2 separate regions of the Mus musculus genome follow, and region 1 is linked to region 2. Evidence: chromatin contacts called from ENCODE Hi-C data. All regions are on one chromosome and are shown on one strand. Each heading gives the region's core, a stretch centred on a gene start or an enhancer-like site at or near the end of the contact. The rest is flanking DNA. Distances are from core to core; before and after follow the strand shown. Region 1 holds the start of Wdr1 (WD repeat domain 1). Region 2 overlaps Tbc1d14 (TBC1 domain family, member 14).

What was found. Hi-C counts contacts between places; a loop is a spot of excess contacts on that map.
Region 1: a loop to region 2 is called in a map of regulatory T cell, with 7 times the contacts of the local background. The contact joins the promoter of Wdr1 here to the enhancer-like site in region 2. A Hi-C loop is called at or near these places in 2 of 37 maps with a recorded cell type or tissue (T-helper 1 cell and regulatory T cell).

What each region holds. Positions count from the first base shown.
Region 1 is chr5:38,557,482-38,563,388 of GRCm38, reverse strand. It overlaps Wdr1 (WD repeat domain 1), which reads left to right and starts at 1,690. Exons shown (of 15, transcript NM_011715.3): 1 at 1,690-1,873; 2 at 2,188-2,309. The coding sequence starts at 1,858.
Region 2 is chr5:36,557,497-36,564,221 of GRCm38, reverse strand. The region is part of intron 2 of Tbc1d14 (TBC1 domain family, member 14); the gene reads left to right. Among named protein-coding and RNA genes, the nearest start is that of Tbc1d14, 22 kb to the left of the region's middle. Within about 2 kb of position 1,326, at least 1 of the 3 ENCODE cell types and tissues checked has a DNase peak (open chromatin) inside an H3K27ac peak, as active enhancers do.

The DNA.
Region 1 (5,907 bases), core at 441-2,940, 2.0 Mb before region 2:
TCTTTCATCTGCACAGTGCAGTGAGGTCGCTAGAAGACTAACAGTGGGACTGTTCTGAAATCATAATTGTAGTTAAGGAGCCATGTGTTGCTGGTGGGCAGTTTGGTGGTTCTATGGCAACATCAACAATGCAAATGGGGAAAGCAAACTAAGGACCCCAGGAAGTTGCAGTGTAAAGGCTGGGACAGACAGGTGAATCATTGAGATAGTAGCTGGAAGTCACCACTTTTGAGAGAAATTAACCAGGTGGTACTGGCATTCCTTCTAGGCACCACCCCACAGTTCCCTGCAACAAACAGGTATGCCTGACTCACTATAAAAGGGGCTACTTGCCCCTTCCTCATTCTCTTCTCTTGCTCCCTTCCTCTTCTGTCCCTTTTCTTCCGGATCCCCGCCCCCCCCCCCCAAACCAACTCCAAATGTTCATGGCTGGCCTCTACTCTGTCTTTCTGTCTCTACTATCCCCTCAACTCTCCTCCCCATGTCCTAAATAAGCTATTTCCATATTATACTGTTCTGTGGCTGGTACCTCAGGGGGAGGGGATGCCTCAGTTCAGGATGGGCCCTCAGAGGCACCCCTTTCCCCCACAACATACTGCACCTCCACCAAACATATCCCTGGCTTCTTTTTCTTTTCTTTTCTTTTTTTATATAAAACATAACAGGTGGGATCCCTAGACAAGCAATCCTGGCAAACAAAAGGTCACAGAGGGCAGGGGGTAACATTCATAGAACCTTAAAAATACTAGTCTATCAGCACAAGAGACTAGGTACTAAGGAAAACAGACTTTTCAAAAAATACTGAGGTTCCCACACAGGACCTACCGAGTACACTTAAACTCTTCTCTACGAAACCTGGGCACTCCTATAGGCTATAAATTCATTTAACTGCTAACTAGATGGCAGTTAAGATTAAGATAAGCTAGAGGAGAATCAGGTGGGTGTCCAGGTGAACCAGGAGAGTGGGGTGGGACTGGTCCGCAGGGTAATTAACAAACCTGGCTCCAAAGCAGAAATGGACTTTTTCATTTGCTGCAAATTCCTAAGAGCTCTCCTTTGAAAGCCCACTTTCCGGGTTTCCAACTAGGGCTTCAGAACTTTTCAATCAAGTAACCAGAGGACTTCATCTTGCCCTAATCAAAACCTGCGAGACTCAGAAAATTCCAGGTTTTGCTTTCTTTCCCTCTCCATGAAAAGAATTCCACCCTCACGCCCTCCCCAGAGCGTGTTAGGAAACAACCCCTGCCATCCTTAAGAATTACAGTTCTTTATTCTTGGCTTCTTTGCTACTAGGAAGTTTCATGCAGGAGGGAGAGGGAGTGAGACGGGGAAGTTCCTAAACATACCCAGTGAAAGGCAAACAAACAAAACCCCATACGCCCAGTGGCTTCAAGTCTTTTGCAAGCCGGGGCGCCAAGCTGGCGTTGGAAAGCTCGAGAAAGATCTGCTCCACAAGAAGGCTCCCGGTGCAAAGGCAGACAGCCCAAGAAAAAAAACCCTCCCGCCCCGCACCTACAACCCTCCGCGCCGCCTTTTCACGGGTCGCGTCACGTCACTTCCGGGGCGGGCCCGCAAGCGGGGCGGGGCGGTGTCCGCGCAGGCTCGTGGGGCTGCAGCCTCCGAGCCGAGCGCTTGACTATATATGGTCAAAGCTGGGGGCGAGCCGCGCCGGGGCCGCGCTTCCGGGTTGGGTTGTCCGCAGCGGTAGCGCGCGGGGCAGGCGCGTACGGGTCTCGGAGCCGGGTCTCGGACCGCCCCCTCCGCGCCCGGCACGCCCGGCGCCGCCTTCCGCGCTGTCCCTGGGCTCGGCCACTGCGAGGTTCCACTCGAGCGCAGCGCCGTAACAAGTGGGCGAGGATGCCGTACGAGATCAGTGAGTGCGTGGGCCTCCGCGCGCGGCCGCCGGCTTCTGGGGTCGGGTGCAGGCGGGAGGGCGCGGCCGGGGTCTTGCACGGCCGCGGGGGTGCGGGCCGGGGACCCCGGAGTGGGCGTTGTGGACTGGGCCGGCCGAGCTGCGGGAGGGACCCCGGGGCCTGACCGCCGCCGCCCGGGAAGTCCGCCGGTCGTGCCCGCAGGCGGCAACAGGTGACCGGCTCGGGACCCCCAGCGCTGACTGACTGCAACTCCCTGGGTCCCGCGAGGCCGGGATTGCCCCTCATGCACCGTGCCGGGTTTGTATCTCCCCAGAGAAGGTGTTCGCCAGCCTCCCCCAGGTGGAGCGGGGCGTCTCTAAGATCCTCGGTGGAGACCCCAAGGGCGATCATTTCCTCTACACCAATGGCAAGTGCGTCATCCTAAGAAACATCGATGTGAGTACTCTTGTGCCCGGCGGGGCCTGCTTCCGTCCCTACCCTGCGAGCTACCTTCAGAGTCGGGAAATTCTTGCCCTTCCGCCCCCTCACCTCCCAGTCAGTTGGCCTGGGGAGAGGGGAGCCACGCCCCTTCTGCCCAGGAGCCACACCTTGGAGGCTCAGTGGACTGGACTGGACTGGTGGTGGTGTCATCCACCTCTACCCCCACAGCCCCGTAGACTGGCAAACTAAGACTTGGGTCTCTTCAGTCCTTAGAGCCAAGGGCTTTGAGTCTGCTGCTGCTTGATCATGGGGTGGCTGTTGATTGGCCCTTCCTGAGCCCAGTTTCCGCATTGGGGAAATGGAGATAGGGAAATGATCCTCCACTTCCCCTGGCTGCCTTGGCTGGCTGAATGAGCTGGTCAGCTGTCCTAATGCTGTCTGTACCTGGCATAAATGGAGCACTTGGTAAATGGCCCTTGTGCTTAATCATCCTAATACCCTGGGCTTCCTGGTATGCTAGAGCCCAGGCCTACACACCCTGTCCTCTGAATGCCAACTGTTACAGACTTGAGTCTCTGAGAGGAAACAGGAACTAGTGAATTCCTCTGGATGGTTCTCTGAAAATGACCTGCTGTCCCCAGAGCAGCAGCTTTTTGGGAGGCCCTTGCAAATTCATGTTTTTTTCCTCTGGTTGTTGAAATGAGTCAGTCTGCTGGGCCTCCTCTCCATTTCCAGGATGTGGCTCAAATCTTGTCTCTCCCGTGCTCAGGCCTGAGGAATGGTGTAGGGTAGAAGCTGAAGGCTGGACTTAGGGCTATGCTTGGCAAAGGGCTGCTAGAGGGGTGGAGGGTTTGATTGACTCTTCCACCAAGGCTGTCACCTTCAGCTCCTGCACGCCAGGAACATCATTAGTCAGGTGAAGTAGCTCATGACACCCCTATCCTCCAAGAGCCTCCCAGCTGGCTGAGGGTAGACCCCAGTTTTTTTGTAAAAAGAGGCTGCAGTTTTGAACTGTGGTGGCTGCTGGCTGTGTCTTTGTAAGTCTGGTTAAACCCGACCAGTCATCAGTCCTGTGCTGGCTTCTGACCTCTACAGGATTGTTGGGCACCTCAAGTGAGGTGGAAGTTTGGGTATGAGCCTGCCTTGCTAGTTACACAGATTCCTAGAAAGCTGGCCCAGCCTTCTTAGAACTGGGGAAGCCTTCTCAAAAGCTTAACACTATATTGACGTCATAAGATTTTGAGAAAGTAAAGGAAAAATGGAGATGGTCGCAGGAGCTCTGTGGAATTGACAAAAGGTATCTGAAGCATCTTCATACACCCCTAGCTGTAGGGTATTTGGTTTCTGTCCCCTACACGTAGTTTCCTCAGGCCACTTTGTTGCTCTTCACTTCCAGTTGGGAGAACTGCATGGAGTGGTCACTCGGGTGCTAGGCCAGCTTATCCCTCGAATTTGCTGGCTTGGTAGTATCAGAGGAGCAATGCAGCCGTTGGCTGAGGGGGTGGGTTCGCCGCCAGTGACATGTCCACCAGTCAGTCCTTTCCAGGCTTCACTGTCCTCTCCTGGAGGAGGTGCAGCCGCTTCTCATCCCACCCCGGTTACGTTCCTAGTACGCCAGGAAAAACAATATGGTGTAGGGATCTGTTACTATAGCCTTTTGTGTGCTGTATGTCACTAGGCACATTCTGGTCTGCTGATGGCCTCCTGGTCCTCAAAGATGGATTCAGTTTTTATTAGGACAGAGTGTTGCTAGAGAAAATGAGATGTGAGTTCTCAGGAACATGAAGATGCAGGAAGGAAGGTGGTCTGCTAGGAATCCAAGTCCAGGAAGGCTGGCACCACATCATGCCTTGTAGACCTCTGACCCAGGTCACTTTTGGGGTTCTTGCATGCTCCTTTCCCCAAAGTCAACCGTGTCCCTCGACTGCTCTGATCCTCAGAGCTGCCCTGTCACATTTAATTAGAGTCCTATAGAATCTGGCAGACTCGCCCTGTTTTGCTCTATCCTGTATCTAAGCACCATACTGGCTGCCCTGAGGTGTGTTCTTGCTGTGCCTGCTGGCGCAGTTCTGACCAGTCACACACACACACATACACACACACACACACACACAATTGGCTCACACTCAGCAGCATTGCCCCAGTGCTCTTCCTTTGACCTTCCTCTTCTCTGTCAGCTCCAAGCTCCAGGCTCCCTTGCCTCTTCTCCTCACATGCTACCCATCCTCAACATTCCACCTGCTCATGGTGCGGCCTTTGCCCAGATACTCATCCTCCTGTGTCTCCCTGTCATCTCTTACACTCCTGTTTAGAAATGACCTCACTAGAGGGCCCTTCTCCTTAACGGCATTTCTCCTTTTAGCCTTCTCTTACTTTCTGCTGGCAGTAAATGTGAACAAAGCTATTGCTGTTGTTATTCCTAAATATTCCAGGCTCTTCTCTCTGGCCCGTACCCCTAGGAAAGCAGGGCTTTTCCTGTGTCGTTCACCTCATGTCCTTACACTAGAACACCTGACCCACAATATTCCAGTGAGCTCACTGCACCTAATTTCTTTTCCTGTTAGAGAGTGTCACTGTATTGCCAAGGCGACATAAAATCCCCAGCTTCTGCCTCACTGGTGCAACCCTAGCATGAAAGGCACTACTGTGCTCCAAATTTTCTGGGACCCACCTTTAGAATTTATACAAGAATATTCTTGCCAGCCTCCTGCTGGGGCTGCCTGTCAGCTGTTCTGTGACTGAAAGACGGCTTTGTGAACCTGGCTTTTGGAGAGCTGGTAGCAAAGATGCTCTCTGTCTCTTTCTCCCTTGTCCTGTTGCCACGCTTGAAAAATAAATTCTCTGCAGGCTTAAATCATGTGGTGACGGAGGCCATCTGGAAACTGGCATTTGGGAACTTTCAAACATTGTATATCTTGGCAGATGTGAACCCCTAGCAGAACTAAGGTATATATCTAGGAAGCTCAGTTCTGTGAAATTGGGTCTCAGGGAATGACACACAGCAGTTGGACTAACCACTGGCTCGTCTCTTTGGACCAAGTGGAGGAGGTTGAACTCAAACCAGTTTTCATTTGGCACTATCTGTTACCAGCCCATGCAGGAGGATCCTGTGTGGGTCCCTGCAGGTGGGGGTGGAATAAACAGGACTCGAAGACTTAACAGTCGCTCTGTCCAGGTGCGTGCCTGCTGAGTCACTGCTGCATTGCCAGCATGGCTGTCAACCAAGGTGGTACAGGTTACAGGGCCTGCTTGTAGAGCAAACTGTCATAGCAAAATGTGTTCTTTGTAGCAGAATGTGGTAGTGTGTTTGACCACTTGGACAGAAATGAGCACACACGCCTTTAATCCCAGCACTCGGGAGGCAGAGGCAGGCGGATTTCTGAGTTCAAGGCCAGCCTGGTCTACAGAATGAGTTCCAGGACAGCCAGGGCTATACAGAGAAACCCTGTCTCGAAAAACCAAAAAAAAAAAAAAAGAAAGAAAAGAAAAGAAAAAGAAATGAGCACACAGTAGCAGCTCTGTCCAGAGCCAAGAACTCTGCTCCCTTCACCACAAGATCACCTGGTGGGTAAGGGCTGGACAAGGTGCTTCACCACCGGGCAGGCACTGAGGG
Region 2 (6,725 bases), core at 77-2,576:
TCAGTACTGTCAACTTGGGGATTGGAATTCCAGCATGTAAATTTGGAGGTGGAAAACACAAATATTCAGGCCTTAGCCTCAGGGGTGGAGTATTGTGTTTGAGGAAGGGGGTGGTGCTGAGGTTATCCTGATGTGGATATTTGGGCAGAGGAGGAAACAATGCTGGGTCCTGCTGAGTGACTGACTGGAAGCCAGCTTGTCTGTGTTCCTGGTAACTTCCTCAGCCTCAGCTTTGTTTCCCCTGAACAGGCACTCGGGTGAGGCAGTGTTGTCATTTTCCTTATTACAATGAAGTAAGTAAGAAGTAGAAGTTGAGATGTGGTCACAGTGGTGAGTTTTGATTTTGTGCTGGGCAACATAGGCCCCTTGTAGGTGATGGACGCGGAAGGGAGGGAGTCGGAAGGAGTTCGTGGCAATTTTGAGGTTGGTTTTCTCTATGAACTTGTTCCACTCGACTGGTGAGTTAAGCTGTGCTTGGAGATGCTAGCAGGGAAGGTTGAGGACACACACACACACACACACACACACCCTTACACCCTTAAATGTTGGGGATGAGGAAGGCAGGATGCCATCTCATGTTCCATGTTCTAAGAGGTACTACTTGGCCTTGATAAAAGAGTCCCATGGTTTAAGAAGATTCCATTTATGAGTAGTACCTGTCTTTCAGGGGGAGGTTGGCTTGGGCTGGAGGATGGTACATGAATCCTGTGGAAGGTGAGGACTCTGAATAGCCCCGAATATAGGCCATGCAGATGCCCCTTTTCAAGGGCCCACTAGTGACTGAAGTGCTCAGGAGGTATATGGGCCATGGTTGCTCCGTGCAGAGTGCACGGTGTTTGGTGGGCATGACCAAGCACTGTTTCTAGAGAGGTCCAGGTTACTATGGCAAGAGAGGAAGTGAATGCTAAGAGGAAATGCTCTGGAGGAACACGGACCATCATCACGTGGGCACGAGATGCTACTTCCTCTTTTCTCTCCAGGGACCCCACCCTAACTCACAGCTGGTTGTCTACATTTGATGTTCCCTTCACATTCCCTGCTAGGTAAGAGCCTATACAGCGACCCCTCCCTAAGGCAAGCCTGCAGAGAAGAGGACTTACTCAGTGACACAGTTTCTGTGCTTCCCTTGAGAGGCCCCATCCCAGAGTCATGTATGTAAATGCGTAGCCCAGACAACTTGTTCTTTCCAGCTTTGGAGGTCATCTGTATGCCCCAAGAAGTTCATATCCTCAGTAGACCAGCTCCTGGAGGGTGCTGGGGAAGTGCGTGTCATCTCAAGCTCCTCTGTGCCAGGGCTTCCGCTGTCCTGGTGGGTTGTGTTTAGTTCCTTGGGTATTCCCTGTGGCAGCACTCAGCAGGTTATCTGTTCTGGTTGGAACCCTTCGCAGACAGCATGGGGCCTACCAGAGGGACTGAAACCTTGGCTGAGTGACTAGGATGGCTGCTCTCCTGAGCTTCTGTGGACTTGCCTGGAGTAAGGGCTGAAGAGACAGTGAAGCCCTCCAGGTGGCTGATGGCAGACTCTTCTTTAGTAGCAGAAGCTGTCTGGCCATGCCATCCCTTCTTGTGATATATGGAGAAATTGCTTTGTAGACTTGGTTTTCCTGTGTGCTAAGTAGAGATGGCACAGCTAGTTTCAGAGTCACTCTTCCCTAAGAGCTTTCCCGAATCACATCTCAGCTGATAACCCCTGTCTTTCTGCAGGTCTGGACACCTCCTCCTGCAATGGCTTCCTCCTATCTCTTACTGCTGTGCATACTTTAGCAAGAAAGCCTCTGGGATCAGAGGGCTCCCTGTACGGTGTTTTGCAAGTCCTCATCTGTGTGTTGTTGCTATGGCATGGTTGTTGAGCAGTGTCGACTGGCTGGGTCCCCTCTACTAGACTGAGAAACCATTTTTTGTTCATTCTGTGCTTGCAGTAGAGAAGAACTCAGTGTTTGCCAACAAAAGTCTGGATTCAGACATCATATATTTCCACAGAGAATGTTCACCTGAGGACCCAGCTCTAGAGTGAGCAGGACCTGCTTGACCCCACATTGATCTCGTTTGCCTTGTAGTCTGAGTGCATCTGCAGAGTGGTGATTCACTTGCTGCCAGACTGTAGGTGCAGTGGAGAGAGAAAGCAGGGTGTCAGGGAGGATGGGGATGAGAAAGCTGAAAGACTGTGTTTAGATAGGGTATTGGGGCTTGCTGAGCAGGGGGCATACTAGTAAAGATTGGAGTTTGGGTAAGGGAGAGTGCTCTCCAAGGATATCACTGCAGGAACAATGTTTCTAAGGCTGGTAGATGGTGCTCGCCTTATTTATTTCATATCTGTCTTGCAGTTGCTCAGGCCCTGCGTCAGAGCCTTACTAAGCAGCTCACCAGCTCCTGACCCGAGGCCCTCATGGCAGTTTGTGCTCACTTTGGCTGTCTGGAGTCTGCTTTGCAGTCTGGCCCTGTGCTGCCCAGTGTGTTAGTCATTAATTAAAGCCAATTAAAATAACCTAAGATGGAAAATTGAGATCCTCAGCCTTACTAGCCACATTCAGGCACTCAGTAGCCACGTGGGAGTCAGCCACTACTGTAATGAGTAGCTCAGATGGGTACATTTCCATTGTGGTGGGAAGTTCTGTTGCCAGCCTAGTTTAGAGGACAGCCTGTGACTTTATTTTTAAATTTGTCCCTTTGATGTATAAAAGTAACACAGAGTGACTGTCTAACCGGCACATCATAATAAAGGGGGTAAAATAATGAAGCTGAGAGAAACCTGCAGAGGGTACCATGCACAAGGCAGGGGCATGCTGACATTACTCTTGACCACTGAGCCATCTCTAACCCCTAAATATACTTTTTTTTTTAAGATTTATTTTTTTTCTGTATAAGGAGCTGTTTTCAGACACACCAAAAGAGGGCATCAGATCCCATTACAGATGGTTGTGAGCCACCATGTGGTTGCTGGGATTTGAACTCCGGACCTTTGGAAAGCAGTCAGTGCTCTTAACCACTGAGCCATCTCTCTAGCCCCCTAAGTATACTATTTAAACAAGCATCTCTTCTTTACAAATATGCAGGAACGCTTTGGGAATTATTATTCTTTCATACCTACTATAATTTTTCTTTATTTCCTTACAGACTTTTTATGAGTTTTAAATGTTAAAATGAAATAGACTGGTGCTGCTGGGATCTGCCTCAGAGGCAGAACACATGCTTGGCATACCTGGGGCCTTGGCTCTGGTCAGCACCGTAAAAATAAAACAATAGTATCAGTAACAAAAACTCAGAGGCTCTTTCCATGGCTTGCTGTCCTACATTTTAACTTCGAGAAAACCGTTTCTTACATAATTAAAAGTTGTTCATATATTTATTCATTAGTATGCTAATATATAATGATAATGTATAGTAACTAATGTATAGTAATAATATCTTTGTGGTCTTCCTCCCTATGAATCATTTACTTTCCTATCAATGAGGAAATGGGTTTTATTTCCGCAGTGTGTACTACAGACTGCTTGGTCCACATTTTAGATAATGTAATAGGGGATTGGTTCCCAGAACTGCTGCTTCATGAACATTGTCCTTGACCATTGGTCAGTTCTGACTGCCCTCCGCAAACCCCTTCACTGAGGGCACAGTGCTATATGTTAGGAGCCTTTTTTCTTGGAGGACGCTTCTAAGCAGTGAACACCCAGACTCTATTTTATGAATAATGTACATCTAGAAATGGCCGGAGGCTATTGGAGTTTGCCATTTCTTTGGCCTCTGATTAGTATAAAATGTTTTGGAGAGGGCTTCTCTCTTTAGCCTTTGTTTTTCCTGATAGACTGTGGCTCCGGTGCTCTGCCTCATACTTCCTGCTTCTGCCTGAGATGCTCCCTCCCCTCTGCTTCTTGACTCTGCCCAGTTGCAGCACACTTAAGGAATAGCACAACAGACACCCTTCTCTGAAGCTTCTCCAGCCCAGGGGCAGCTCCTACCAGAGCACAGTACACAGTACCCATCTCCTACAGGTCGCTGTAGACGGAATTGTCACTCTGTCATTCTGCCTTGTCTCCTTACAGGCACCCTGTAGTAGTCTATTATTGTCACCCAGTCCTGTCTTCTGCAGGTCTCCTGTAGTCTAGTATTGCTATGTGGCCTTGCTCTCTCTGTGAGCCCCCCCAGGACTGGGCCTGAGTCTCAGTCATGCCTGATCTCAGCTCCTCCCAGCTGTGGTTCCTCAGTCTCTGAACATCAACAGCGTAGAGTGGCTTGGTTCTCTTCAGCCACACCAATACACTCATGTTTCTGGAGCCAGTGTAAGCGATACTCTATGGCTTGGTGTTTGCTTTATGAGAGAAAACAAGGGATCTGTTGGCTTATGGGGAAAGTGGCCCAGATTTGTTGGGGTACAGGGGAATGGCACATTGTGTTTTAAAAGCCCATTGCGTTAGGAGTTACTTCCAGCTTGGATCAGTGAGCTAGAAGAATCTGAAGATACTAGATAGCACACGTACTGCAGGGCAGGGCTTGCTGTTTGACTTTACTGTAGTGAGTAGAAATGAGGCACAGATTTAAAGCAAAGTCTAAAGATAACTTCTCTCCAGCAGTTTCCATAAACACAAAGCTATCTTAAATACATACAGAGTAAAACATCAATTAAAGAAGTAGGAAGTGTTTATTGGTTAAAGAGCAAAGTTCTTAGCACAATAAAAGTGTCAGGGACACATTAACAAAATGTTCAGCAGGAGATACTCGATGACCAAACAGGTATCTGGTATGTGGAGGCCCCAGATTTAGCCTTTAGCACTGAAAAATAATAATAATTATGAAAACATCACTTACTGAGAGAAAGCATTCCAAGTTCCACTCTTAGAGGTTATTCTTACCTGGATTACAGTGAGGCACATGCATCAGAAGCTGTAAGCACTCTGCGGGCAAATCTGGATTGTAGTGCAAACAAGACCAGCTCTCAAGTGAAGGCTGTGCTCAGAGAGCTCTTCTCGCTGCTGGGTGCCACAGGCAGGCGGCTTCCACATGGTCCTCTTTGGGGAAAGCCATCCATTATGGTATAAATAATAAGCCTCCCGTGGTAAGCCGCTTGGAGCAGGGGACCTAGACTTGGAGGCCTCAGTAATCACTTCCAGTATTTGGCACATGTGTAGGATATAAGTTGATTCAATATGCATATGTTGAATGAAAAAATAACTCATCAATACGTTCCCTGTTAAACGAGATGAGATGCTTGGCCTTATGTAATTAATCAATTATTGTCTGGTTAATAAGCACATTGACAAATACAGTCCTGGGAACTGAGTGGTGACATCATTATAATATAATATAAGGAAGGCTATGGGGCTCATTTCTGCCTGGAGTCAGGCAGGCTAGGCAGCTGGGTTTGAGCCCCATCTGTTGGAGTCCATATCCTAGGAGTACACTTTCTGCCCCCTTCAGTCAGACCTTCCTTCTTTCTAGGGCTAAAGGAGCACAGGCTTCTCAGGGCTCTCCTGAGATGGCTGCAGTTCCAAGGTTACTCTGAGTACTGTGTGGACAGACTCGGGACTATTGCCAATTTCCCCCCTCTTTTTCTTAGTATTCAGTTGGAGATTAGGAATAGATTGCATATTTCTAGTCAAGCACATTTTATATTTACGTAGTCACTCTCATGCTGCTTTCATTTTTTAGATTTAGTTTGATAATTTTTAATTATGTGTAGGTGTGCCTATCTGCATGTGAATATATGTGTACCTGAGTTCAGGTGCCTATGGTGGTCACAGGCCATTTAATCCTGGGAGTGGAATTACAGAAAGTCAGGAGCTGCGTGCGTTATGTGGATGCTGGGGACTGAACTTGGGTCCTTTGGGAGAGCACAAGTGTTCTTAATGGCTGATCCATTTCTCTAGCCCCCTTTGCTCTGCTTGCTTTTGCTCTTCATAAACATCGAAGTTGATATTAGAAGAGAATGGAATCCCTGTTTAATTTTCCCTTTCTGTGTTAGGGAGCATTTAGAAGACTTGGGAGGTTGTGGATAGGGAAAATACGGGTCTTGTGGACTCTGGAGACTTGCAGAGGAGTCATTTCAGAGTTAGATTAATGAGTTACCCAGTAGGTTTCATGCCCGGCCTTGGGGTACAGAGACCAAGTAGGAGGGCTCTCACCATGCAGTAGGAGGTAGGCCAGTTAGAAACTAGAGTCCTGGGCCTGTAAGGTGTCTTAGCAGGCTAAGGCGCTTGCCTCCTACCAAGCCTGGCGACCAGCATCCACATACGGTTCCTTTGATCTCCACATGCAATTGAAAACAACAAAAAAAAATTTTCCTTTAAAAAGGAAAGAAGGAGAAAGAAAGAAACTAGGCCCCACGTTGCCAGCTCTTTGTGTAAAAGACTGGTGGAAGTGGTTTGGGAGCCTTGCAGGGGCTGTGTGGGGAGGGACTTCCAGCGGAGCCACAGAGGAGGGAGCAGAGCTGAGTTCACTTTGCTGAAGTTGAGTGTGCTGCAGAGCACACAGATCTTAGGCATTGAGTAAGCACATTCATACCAGTGCTGCTATAGCAGCCTGCAGAAGCCTCTTTGGGCCACTTCCCCCACAGTATCTGTCCTGAGAGGGGACCACTGTTGAGATAAATGGAGTAACCTGGTGTGCACACCTGGGTTTGGGCTCCTTGGCTCACACTCTGCATGTGCTCCTGTGGATGGTACTTTGCTGAGTTTCAGCACTCAAGGGTGATGCCGACCATAATACTTTGGTGCCTGTGCTTTGAGGCACAC